2 separate regions of the Homo sapiens genome follow, and region 2 is linked to region 1. A link is a loop called in an ENCODE intact Hi-C map of the cell type or tissue named here. Cell type or tissue: Caco-2. All regions are shown on one strand. Links, peaks and the distances in the headings refer to the core of each region. The heading gives the core; the rest is flanking DNA.

Region 1 (5,367 bases), core at 293-5,292:
CGCCGCCCCAGCCGCCCTCGCCGCCCTCTGCGCCCCGCGCGCCGCCCCGGGCCCCGCGCCCTCTGCCGCCGCGCCGCCCGGCTTGGCCGCGCCTGGCTCCGGCGGGAACACCGCCCGTGCGAAGTCCCGCAGCAGCGCGCGGCTCTGTTCGCGCTCCCACAGCTCGCCCACCAGCAGCACCTGCCCGCGGCCCCCCGCCGCTTCCACCAACGCCTGGAAGGGCGGCTCGGCAGGGCGCGCAAGCCGGGCCGCCAGCGCCTCCAGCTCGCGCTCCATGCTGGCCGCCGCCCGCCCTCTGCGGCCGCCGCGGCCCGGGCGCACCCGCTGCCCGCCTCTCGGGGCGGTGGCGCCCCGGCACAGAGGACACGCCCCCGAGGGCCGAGCCCAGCCGGACCCCCGGGCCCCCGGGCGGGGCCTCTGTGTGCACGCGCCCCTGGGCGCAGCCCGCATCGCGGGCCCGGGTGGGAGGAAGAGGGCTTTCTCCTCAGCCCTCCAAGGGTGGCTCCTCCCGAAGTCCCTGCGCAGACGCGGGGAAACAGAGAGTCATTCATTCATTCATTTGTTCGTCCATCCCACACATACTTACTGCGCACCTACTATGTGCAGGCGCTGGGCAGCCGAGGTTGGGAAGACAGACAATTATCCCCTCACTAGATAAGATCGTTTGGAGACCTGGAGCAGAGTCCTGCACAGTTTGGGGTCTTGCCGAGGTGGGGTGGGAGGTAGGGGGGTAGGGGGCGGAGGGCGCAGAAGTGGGTAGGAAGGTGAGATAAAAGAGAACACGCAGGGGTTATTTCTGCCACCCAGCTTTCCTTTTGGGCTTCAACATTTAGCAAAAACTGACCGAGGGTCCATTATTTCCACAAATACTTATTGTACCACCCCAGGCGCTGGGGTTGAAACCCAGACTGTTTCCGTAAAGCAGAAAGTCTAGGGGGCCAGATGCAGGACACGGATGGTGCTCTGATCTGCGTGGGGAGCAAGGGGCCAGCCAGGTCAGAAGCAGGAATGCATTTCCCTTCCTTCTAAGGATCTAGGTCAGCCTTGTCCAATAGAACATTCTGTGATGATGGAAAACTTTTTTATTGTCTGCACCATATGTGACTATTATTGAGTACCTGAAATCTGGCGAGTGCAACTGAAGAACTGAGTATTACATTTCACGTAATTTGTAATGAAATGTAAAATTAAAGCAGAAAGTGACAAGATGATAATGTACTTAAAGGGCTGGCACCTTTCTCTGAATAGTACCCTAAAGACGCCGCAGAAGCAAGAGGGGAGTTGGTAAGGACTCTGAGAAACCAATGTAAAACCAGGGAAGGCCTGTCGCCTCCTCCCCTCAGTGCCATAGAAGGGGGATAGGCTGAGTGAACGCTATACACTTGTGCTCTTTTCTTTGCTTGCATTGGCCTGAGTAGACCATTTCTCAACCCCATCTCCCCAGCACTGCTGGGAGGCAGAAAACAGCTGTGCTAGCCAGGGATGGCATATCAGGCTGGGGCTAGCAGCACAGAAAAACCAGACCCGGCAGCCTCTTCTTCCCACTTCATGGGTCAGGAATTCCAACCACGAGACCTGCCTCATGAAAGAGGATTGGCCAGGGGAGAGTGCCCAGAAGCTCCCTGAGTGGGGTGTCTGGTGTGTGTGAGGGTGGCACATGGGGAGTGGCTACATTCACATTTGATGCCAGAGGCAAGTCCCATCACACCCCCATTCCTTAAGCTCCCAGGTGGGATATATAGGAAGAGCCTAGGTTTTAGTCTCTTCCAGGTGTACCTATCGCCAACCAAAGTAGCTGATATCTAGGGAAACATGAATTCACTGGGAAAAATAATTAGACTTCTGGGGCCGGGCGCTGTGGCTTGTGTCTGTAATCCCAGCACTTTGGGAGGCCAAGGCAGGTGGATCACCTGAGGTCGGGGATTGGAGGCCAGCCTGACCAACATGGAGAAACCCAGTCTCTACTAAAAATACAAAATTAGCCAGGCATGGTGGTGCATGCCTGTAGTCCCAGCTACTTGGGAGGCTAAGGCAGGAGAATGGCTTGAACCCAGGAGGTGGAGGTTTTGGTGAGCTGAGATCGTGCCATTGCACTCCAGCCTGGGCATCAAGAGCGAAACTCTGTCTCAAAAAATAAATAAATGAATAAAATAAAATAAAAAATAAAAAACAGTTAGGCTTCTGGAAAGTATAAAACAAAGCAGGTTTAATGGATATATGAATTAAGATTCATTTCTTAATAACACAGACAACACTAATAACAATGAAAATTTCTTTTTCTCTTTTGTAGACGTTTGGGGATGGACAGTTTATGGCTGAAATAGTATAATAGTTCTGCTTTACTAGGTGTTTGAAGACTCAGATTTCATACCAAGTCACTATTGCCCTCTGACATCTTCATAATCCAAATTGGCTGCTAAAGCTTGGGCCATCACACCTGTATTCCCAGAAGCTGGGTAGTAGAAGGACTGAGGAAGGAACAAAAATCTGGTTGACTTCAGATTTCTTAGCAACAACATTGGGTTTAAGAAAAAATGGAAAAATTGTTTTAAAGTATCAAAGAAAAATAACTTTGACCCTAGATTTGGATTTCTAGCTAAATTATCAGGTATATAAAGAATCAGAAGGCGTATCACATATAGCCCCTCTTTGAAAACACTATTGGAGGAAGTGCCCTATCAAAAAGGGAACTAAATCTGGCTGGGCATGGTGGCTCACTCCTGTTACCCCAGCACTTTGTAGACTGAGGCTGGCAGATCATCTGAAGTCAGGAGTTCAAGACCAGCCTGGCCAAAATGGTGAAACCCCGTCTCCAATAAAAATACAAAAATTAGCTGGGCATGGTGGTGTGTGCCTGTAATCCCAGCTACTTGGGAGGCTGAGGCAGGAGACTCGCTTGAACCCAGGAGACGGAGGTTGCGGTGAGCCAAGATTATACCAGTGTACTCCAGCCTGGGTGACAGAGTGAGACTATCTTAAAAAAAAAAAAAAAAAAAGAGGAACTAAGAGTGCTCAATAATAGCAAGTAAGAGGGATTAAATCACTTGTCTAAATAACAGTGCAAGGCCATGCCAGCAAAGCACAGCCTAAGTGGGTATAATAAACTGGGAGGGTGGGTGGCAGAGCCAGGGTGAAACCTACAAGTTGACCAGAAAGGGAATTAACCCCATCCAGGTCACCTCTGAGGAAGAGAGAAAGACAAGTTCTAGAGAAGCACTGTCAGGTATACTGGGATTTTTAGCACATTCTTACAAGGCTTGTCTAAAACCAACATGCTCTGCCTCCTGAACTATATATTCTCAGCCTCTAAATCTCCACAACTAATTACAAATTTCCATAGGCGGGATGCGGGATGGATCAGAGGGGGGTGGAATGTTAAACGAAGGTTGGAGTCCAGGGCCAGTAAAGTTTATCTTTATCTGTGTTATTTACACAGCAAAGGTTCTGGTATTAAATTAACAGGAAACTGCAAAGATCTTTTTTTTTTTTTTAAAAAAAGGCAAGATGCCAAGAATATTTCTTCCTCCTCTCCCACCGCACCTTAGAAAAACATCATAAAATTAATGGACTTCTTCTTTCTCTGGTGTTCAATGAAGATATAAAGTAAACTGGGATTTTTGAAATACTTTACCTCTTCATGTTCATTTAAACAGAATTTGGTGGGAATCAAGTGATAAGAGACTGGTGTGGTGGCTCACACCTGTAATCCCGGTACTTTGGGAAACTGAGGTGGAAGGATTTCTTGAGCCCAGGAGTTTTAGACCAGCCTGGGCATCATAGCGAGACCCCATCCCTAAATAAACAAACAAACAAAAATCAAACAGCTAGTTGGGTATGGCAGTGTGTATCTAGTCACAGTTACTCCTTGGGAGGTTGGGGTGGGTGGATGGCTTGAGCCCGAGAGGTCGAGGCTGCAGTGAGCCGTGATTGTGCCACTGCACTCCAGCCTGGGTGAGAGATCAAGGACTTGTCTCAAAAAAAAAAAAAAAAAAAAAAAAGTGACCAGAAAGTGTTGGTTTGGAAAACAAGGAGTAATCTCCCTCTAGTTGCTTGCCAGCTCCTTTTCCCTCTTTACTCACACTCTGTCACCCTATTCTCCTCTCCTTCTTTCTTCCTTTCCCCGCTTCCCCTCTCCCCACCTCCCCCTTTCTCTCTTCTTTCCTTTCCTTCCTCTCTTCTCTCCCTGTACTTTTCCGCTTTTTCCCTAAGATGTTTGATTTGGGGGCTAAAAGGAAGGCTGGACCTGGGGAGACTTTCTGGCTTCCTGGGGAGCTGGGTGGAGGGAGGAAGATCTTTAACATGAGGAAGACCTCAGAGGGAAAGGAAATTGGAGGAGCCCCCAGGACCCACGGAGGAAAGAGGCTGAGGTGGGAAGAGGGGCTGGAAACTTGAAACTGGGTCTAACAAGTGCTGGGTGCCCCTGAGGTGGAGCAGGCCTGCTCGCTGGTGTGCTGGGACTTCGTTTCCTCCTCTGCCAGGCCCAGGCTGGTTCCCATGAGGGCACCAGGAATGCAGATCTCTGTGCCAGCTGGTGTTCTTATGGGGGTCAAATATCTCAATTTCGCCTGAACTTTAGGGGTCTGGTGAAGGTTTGTTAACCCACTTATGCAGGAGGTTGCAATTTTTTGAATTGCAGACATGTGTGAAAAATCAGACCTTGGCAATGACCTTGAGCAGCAGGAAATAAATAACTCCCACATGCTTAGCGTTCCAATAATGGAACACTAGGAATAAATGGGATTGAAGAAGCCTGCAGGAAATGCTGACGGGCAGAGACCAGGCTTCAGTGCCTATCATGCTCCTGCTGAGCCCTGGACTAGTCAGTGGTGCCAGGAGGAGGGGCAGGCAGGCCCCCAGGACACACCTGTACTGGCTGAGGGCATCACAGTGGGGGCAGTCCTCCGTCAGCCAACACCTGGCACATAACTGTGGGGAGAGTGTCTACACCTGTCACCTTGGTGGCCACAGCTGCAAGGTGACTTCGTGGGGATCTGTGAGCATCTGAGGCCCCAGTAGGGGTGAGGAGGAGAACAGCAGCTCATTTGTGCAGCAAGGACATATGGTGACTTCGAAGCCACTCAATTTGGGCCTCCTTTCAAATCTACTGGGCCAGATCAAGTTAGAGCTTCAGTGTAAGTCTCCCAAGGTCCCCTCCTGGGAGAATGGCACCAGCCAAAATTGGCCAGGAAGAAACCATGGTCTCTAAGAGTTGAATGGGACCCTGGTTGGCCTTTCCCTCCCCCAGGACAGGGCTGCACCAACTGCACCCAAGCTGGCACCTCAACTGTCAGGCCCATTGAGGTTAAAGTGGAGCAAAGAGCAGTTATTACTGGAGGCAACCTTATTCCTCCCCCAAGTCTCAGAGCA
Region 2 (5,367 bases), core at 182-5,181, 160 kb after region 1:
ACGCTTAGGAGTGGGAGGTCACTTGGGTCATAAATGACTGGCAAGTCCCACCTCTTTGTCACCCTGAGGTTCTCTGTGAGTTGTACGTAGGTTTATCCTTTTAATTTACCTACTTTCATTTCCAAGCACACAGCGACACTCCCTCCCTCCCAGGTCTGGGTTGGCCCAGCTTTGTGCCCAGGTCCCCCGGGGAGGGGGATGATAGTTGGCAGCAAGGACACACTCCTGCTTCTGGAAGGAGGTGGTGGAGACTCTCTGTACCCACCCCTCTCCCTCTCTTGTTTGGTAACCCAAATGTCCATGCACAAGCACAGTTAGGTCAGCCTTAAAGCGTGACCTGCAGGTGCAGGGTCTGAGCTGTGGAGGGGGATCACAGTTCCAGTTTCTGCCAGATCTGAGTTTCTGGTGAGAATTCCCCAGGGTGACCCTGTGGGGCGGGCCCAGTGCTGTCACCCGGATTCATGCTTGGCTCCCCAGGACAAGGGGCTAAATGTGGGACTGGCCTGCATCCAAGGAGGCCCCAAGGAGGAGGGGGCACCCCAGTCTTGTGGGCTGGCCGGGCACTCGCTCCCACCTGAGGGCATGTCTGGGGCTTCCTGCTGCCCCCTTGCAGACACTTCCCTCCATGCCTCTCTAGACATGACCCTTTCTCGAGGCCTTGCCCCTACCTGGCCCGGCCCCTCACCTGCGCAAGGAAGAAGTATCTGTAGATGTAGACAGAGGCGAACACGAGGCCCATGAGCAGCACGACCATGCCCATCGACAGGTAGCACACGCCGCCCACTGAGCCCCCCCTCTTGGATCGATGTTGTGGGGGCTGCTCCTCCTGTGGATAGCAATGCTGGGTCAGTGGGGGCCAGGGCCCCTCCCCTGGAAATCCCCCCTTCCCTAAGTCAGGCTTCACCTGCTGGCTGGGCCCGGAGGGAGTCTTGGGGGAAAGGGAGGGAAGGAGATGACACCTAGAAGGGAAAGGAAGGCCCACCAGGGTCACCCGGACTCGTCCTGGCTAAAGAGAAACCGAGACAAACCTCGAAAGAGAAAAGGAGACACACCTCGAAAGAGAAACCAAGACACACCTGGAAGCCACCGAAAGAGATGCAGTGGGTTCAGCAGGTGCATTTTGAGTTATCTGAGCTCTTAGGCCTCTTGCTTATACCAGCCGTGACCGTGGTATATTCTTTCAAACAGAAGATAGGGGATGTGCCGACCTGGCCTCGGTGACTTTAGGGACTTAGAAATCTCTGTAGGAATTGAGACACACCAGGCAGGCTGGGAGCTGCTGCTCTGGACGATGGGGAGCCCGGGAAGGCTTTTGAGCTGGGGAGTGACAAGATCCACTCTAAAACCAAGGTGCAGAGGGTAGACTAAAATGAGGACAATAGGAGGTGGGCAGGCTGTGTAAAGGCTGCTCAACTCCACCAAGGAGGCTGTGACTGATGGGGGCAGGGGCTCCAGGAGCCCCATGGGGTCTGGGCATGGGTGCTTGTCCCCAGCCAGGGAGCTCTAGGCCTGTGATCCACACTGGCCCCCCACAGGCACCGACCGGCAGTCAAGCAGGCTGTTACAAGTGGTGTAACAGCTACAGGATGAAGCCCGGAAGCTTCCATCCACCAGGGAGCTCCTGCCAGGAGAGAAATGTGGCTGTCCGGAAGGCCAGGCTAGAAGGATCCTGGAAAAATCTGCTCTGGGAGCCAGAATTGGGCTCAAGATCATAGCTGCAGGGCTGCCAAGAAGCCAACCTAACCCATCTCCAGGCCACACATGTGTGGGGTGGTGGACGTAGGTGTGTGAGTATAAAATTCAACAAAACTGCTTTACCCAGAGCACTGACGAGAGCCAGCCAGGTGAGCTTGGTCAATTTCCTGTCTCTTCTCCTCCCTACCTCCTATGCCTTCCCCCGGGCCCTTGCTCACCCTTGGAGATAATGCAAAAGCCCCGGGGCCAGTCTCTGCCTCCAATGTTCACCATTTAATCCTTCCTCCGTGGTGTCCACATACGGCCAAGAGTGAGGTTAGAGGTCAGTCCCTGCGGACTGCCGCAGTATTGGGGAGAGGAGGGGATCCAGCCCCAGAGCCTGAAGCTTCTCATTCTGGCTCTGCCACTACCTGCCTGCTTAGCACTTTCTGGGCCTCGGCTTCCCCATCTGCAAAATGAGCAGGTCAGACCAAGTGACCTCTCAGGCCCTTTCCGGCCAGGCGTTCTGGGATGGGAACAGATTTCCTTTCTCCCTTCCCCCTGGAGGGGGGTGGTTCAGGCCTAAGTGACTCAGGACAGGCCCTATCTCTCAGCACAGCACAGGGGTCCTGCCCTGGGGGCGCCTGCTTCGCTCCTCAGGTTTCACCTCCCACCCTTTTAGAGCACAGGGGAGTGTGGGGCCTGGGCCCTGGGGAGCTGAGGGTCTGACCCGCCCTGCTTAGGAAAAGGACAGAAAATGTCTGGAGGACCCCCCCTTCACTGCGGACATGCGTGAGCAGGTCAGCAGGCCCCCAGCATCCTCACCATGGGGTGCCCCTGCCTGTCCTGCACCCTCACACTCAAGTCTGCCCGCAAGGGAGCCTGCTGGGTGGGTGTGGGAGGTCAAACCACTGCCCGCACTGCCTGGCCCATGAGGAGGCCGGGGCCTCTCCCCACCTTGCCCTGCTTTAGGGGTCCCGTGATCATATGGACCACCTGCCCACTGTCATCTCCTCAGCAGCCAGGGGCACTAACCAAGGTCACCAGCAAGTGACGGGCATGGCCACAGTGCACAGGGCCCTCAGGAACAGCTGCTGGCCACAGGGGGTTGGGACTAAATGGCTTTGGTTTTCCAATGGACTCCCGGGAGCAGCAAGAGACGGGGGTGACACCTTCCGTTGGCATCTCCCAGGGATCGAACCACCCAGGAGCTCTTGCAAACCAGGCACCAGGGATGCCCTCCTGCCCCTCTGGCGCTCCTGAGCAGGTCTTAAGGAAAGGTGGCTGACCCTGACACAGGCCAGGCTGCCTACAGCAGCTGGGAAATCTGCCCTCGGGACACAACAAACACCAGGGCTCAGATTGTATTTAGGGGTCAAGTGGGGCTACAGGCCCAGCGGGGCCCTGCAACCTCCCCCTTCTCGGGTCTCCCATGCAAAATGTGGACAGACTCTGCGTGACAGGGGTTTTGCTGGGATTAAACGAGACAAAGAACCTAAAAGCCCTTTGTAAAGGATCAAGTGCTAGATAAAAATAGCAGATCTTTATCAGCCGAGCCTTTCCTTTTTAGGGCTGACTCTGTGGACAGCTGTTGAGGCTGCATTGTGGCCAGACTTTTGCTTCTGCATTCTGGAAAACCAGGGAAACTAGCTTGTGAGATTGCTAACAACCAGAAAGACAGAAAAGGGAAAAAAAAAAAAGTCAAAGCGCTACGTGGGAGAGCCCGAGGGCCTGCTCCACAAATCAAATTCACCGACAAGGTGAGGCCTGCTAGCTTTATGGCAAAGGGCAGCCTCGCCTTTCCGCCTTTCCGCCTTAATGCTGGTCTGCAGAACTTGAGCTGGGTCCCGTGTCTCCCTGTCCTGGGGGAGGGGCTGGGCTCGGAGGCCCCACCGAGGGAGGTTAGAGAAGACAGAGCAGGGAGAAGGTGAGGCTTCCACGGCCCCAGCTGAAGAGCAGCAGTGGCAGGTGTGGCAGAGAAGGGCAGGGGTTCCTGCCAAGACCCCTCACTGTGAAGGCTGGGGATCCCCCACCTTACCTAGACTGCGGGTGGGCACTTCTCTCTCATGGCCCTGCTGATGTCCCCCAGCACACACCCGGGCTCAGCCACGCTGCCACCCTCCCAGCTCCGCTCCAGCCTGCAGAGCCAAACCCTCAGAGGCACCATTATGAGCAGAAGTGCAGAAGGCAGCATTACAGGCTACCAGAAAGTAGACAGGAAAGCGCAGATGTCCCTGCTTGGAGGCGAAGGCATTTCCTCCATAAAGCCCCACACAGAGGCAGAACTCCTAAATCCCGCCCCAGCGCTGCCTCTGCCTACTGTGCCCAATCAACACCAAGGCTCAAACACCAAAGCCCTGGAACCCTCACTGTCCCTTTGGCCCTCAAAGCAGCCTGTGATCTCGGGGTATTTACACCTGTCTGGGGACAGTGGGGCATCAGGGAGCCTGGGCTCAACCCAGAGCCCTGGCCCCTTGGGATCCCTGGTGCCCAGCTCACTAGAAAGATGGCCGAATGGCCCACCTTCCTGAGACCCCAGCCGCACCACCTATCATGCTGGGGACCCAGAAAAATGTTGCTCCCCATAGGAAGCAGTTACTGACAGTGAGGTATCTGAGGAGGGGGGCTCCCATTTAGATAGTAGAAAAATATTGCATATTGTTTCCAAGGCAACAGAGCTCTCTGAGCGAAGGGCGCATGAGCCGGAAGTCCAGGGACCCGAGAGAGGCCTGGGCCTCTCCCTGCAGGCTTAAACTGAGACCCACAGGGGCACTCATTAAATGATTTACCAAAGCCAGGGCCAAAATGGTCAGGGGGAAACCAGCCAACTGTAGCATTAACTCGGCAGACCCCCACAGCTGGAAGGGAGCGCTCCCGGGCCCCATCCCCCAGTAACAATGTCCAAATTAACTGCAAGCCGATTTAACGATGATTGCAGATTGCAGCCTGCCTGGAGGGGTTCGGCAGCCAGAAACGCACTCCTGAGGCCCAGGCTGAGAACAGGGAAGATGGGGGTTGGGGAGGCAGTCTCATCTCACCTCCCCCACATCTCTCCTGGTCCTCAGCAGCTTTCTTTCCCAGGCTCCAGACCACAGAGGCCAGGGCACCCACCGAGTGTGTGTGTCTTGTATGTGTTCAAGACAGAGCCTAGCTGGGGGAGAGGAGAGTGGGCAAACACTGTCCACCTGAGCACACAGAGCCCAGTGGTCCAGAGGCACAGATGCCATCTGCCAACAGGGTCAGGGGTCCCCATCACTCTCCTGTCCTCCCTTCCAGACTGCAGGCCCCACGGGCAGCATCTGTGCAGATGCGCTCTCGGCTTGGCTGGGCCAGGCGAATTCCCTCTTCTCTTCCATCCCTGATAGTCAAGGCATCTCCAGACAACAAAAGCTCACTGCTGGAAGAGCCCTCATGGGGAGAGGGAACTTGGAGAGAGTGGGGCGGTGGACAGAGGGGCTGGCCAGGTTGTGCCTCTGTGATTTCACCATAAACATTTTTTCTCCACACTAAGAGAAACTCATCCTCACTGGCAATCTGCTGACGGTCTTGAAACATGCAAGGACTGCTGAGAGAAGAGAGCAGAAATGAGGGAATGGAGAGAGAAGCGGCAGGAAAGCAGAGAAGCCACCGTGGGGCCTGCCGGGGCGCCAAATCCCAGGAATGGACGACAGCCATGAAAGTCCCCACGCTGCC

What was found. Hi-C counts contacts between places; a loop is a spot of excess contacts. Peaks named below come from ENCODE experiments on the same cell type or tissue, not always from the same donor. Only the 100,000 strongest peaks of a DNase experiment are listed, where the experiment ranks them.
Region 2: it touches region 1 in a loop (8-fold over the local background); 3 of 110 quality-filtered maps call a loop at or near these places.

The regions. Positions count from the first base shown.
Region 1 is chr2:231,032,475-231,037,841 of GRCh38, reverse strand. C2orf72 (chromosome 2 open reading frame 72) reads right to left here and starts at 319. Exons shown (of 3, transcript NM_001144994.2): 1 at 1-319. The coding sequence starts at 276. In Caco-2, for the core only: no CTCF peak of the experiment used is centred there; DNase peaks (open chromatin) are centred at 451, 3,351 and 3,901; H3K4me3 peaks cover 751 bases.
Region 2 is chr2:230,868,876-230,874,242 of GRCh38, reverse strand. It overlaps ITM2C (integral membrane protein 2C), which reads right to left. Exons shown (of 6, transcript NM_030926.6): 2 at 686-826. Among named protein-coding and RNA genes, the nearest start is that of ITM2C, 6.6 kb to the right of the region's middle. RefSeq lists a silencer at 1-32 and enhancers at 393-712, 913-1,452, 3,378-4,035, 4,036-4,693. In Caco-2, for the core only: no CTCF peak of the experiment used is centred there; DNase peaks (open chromatin) are centred at 1,931, 3,152 and 3,462.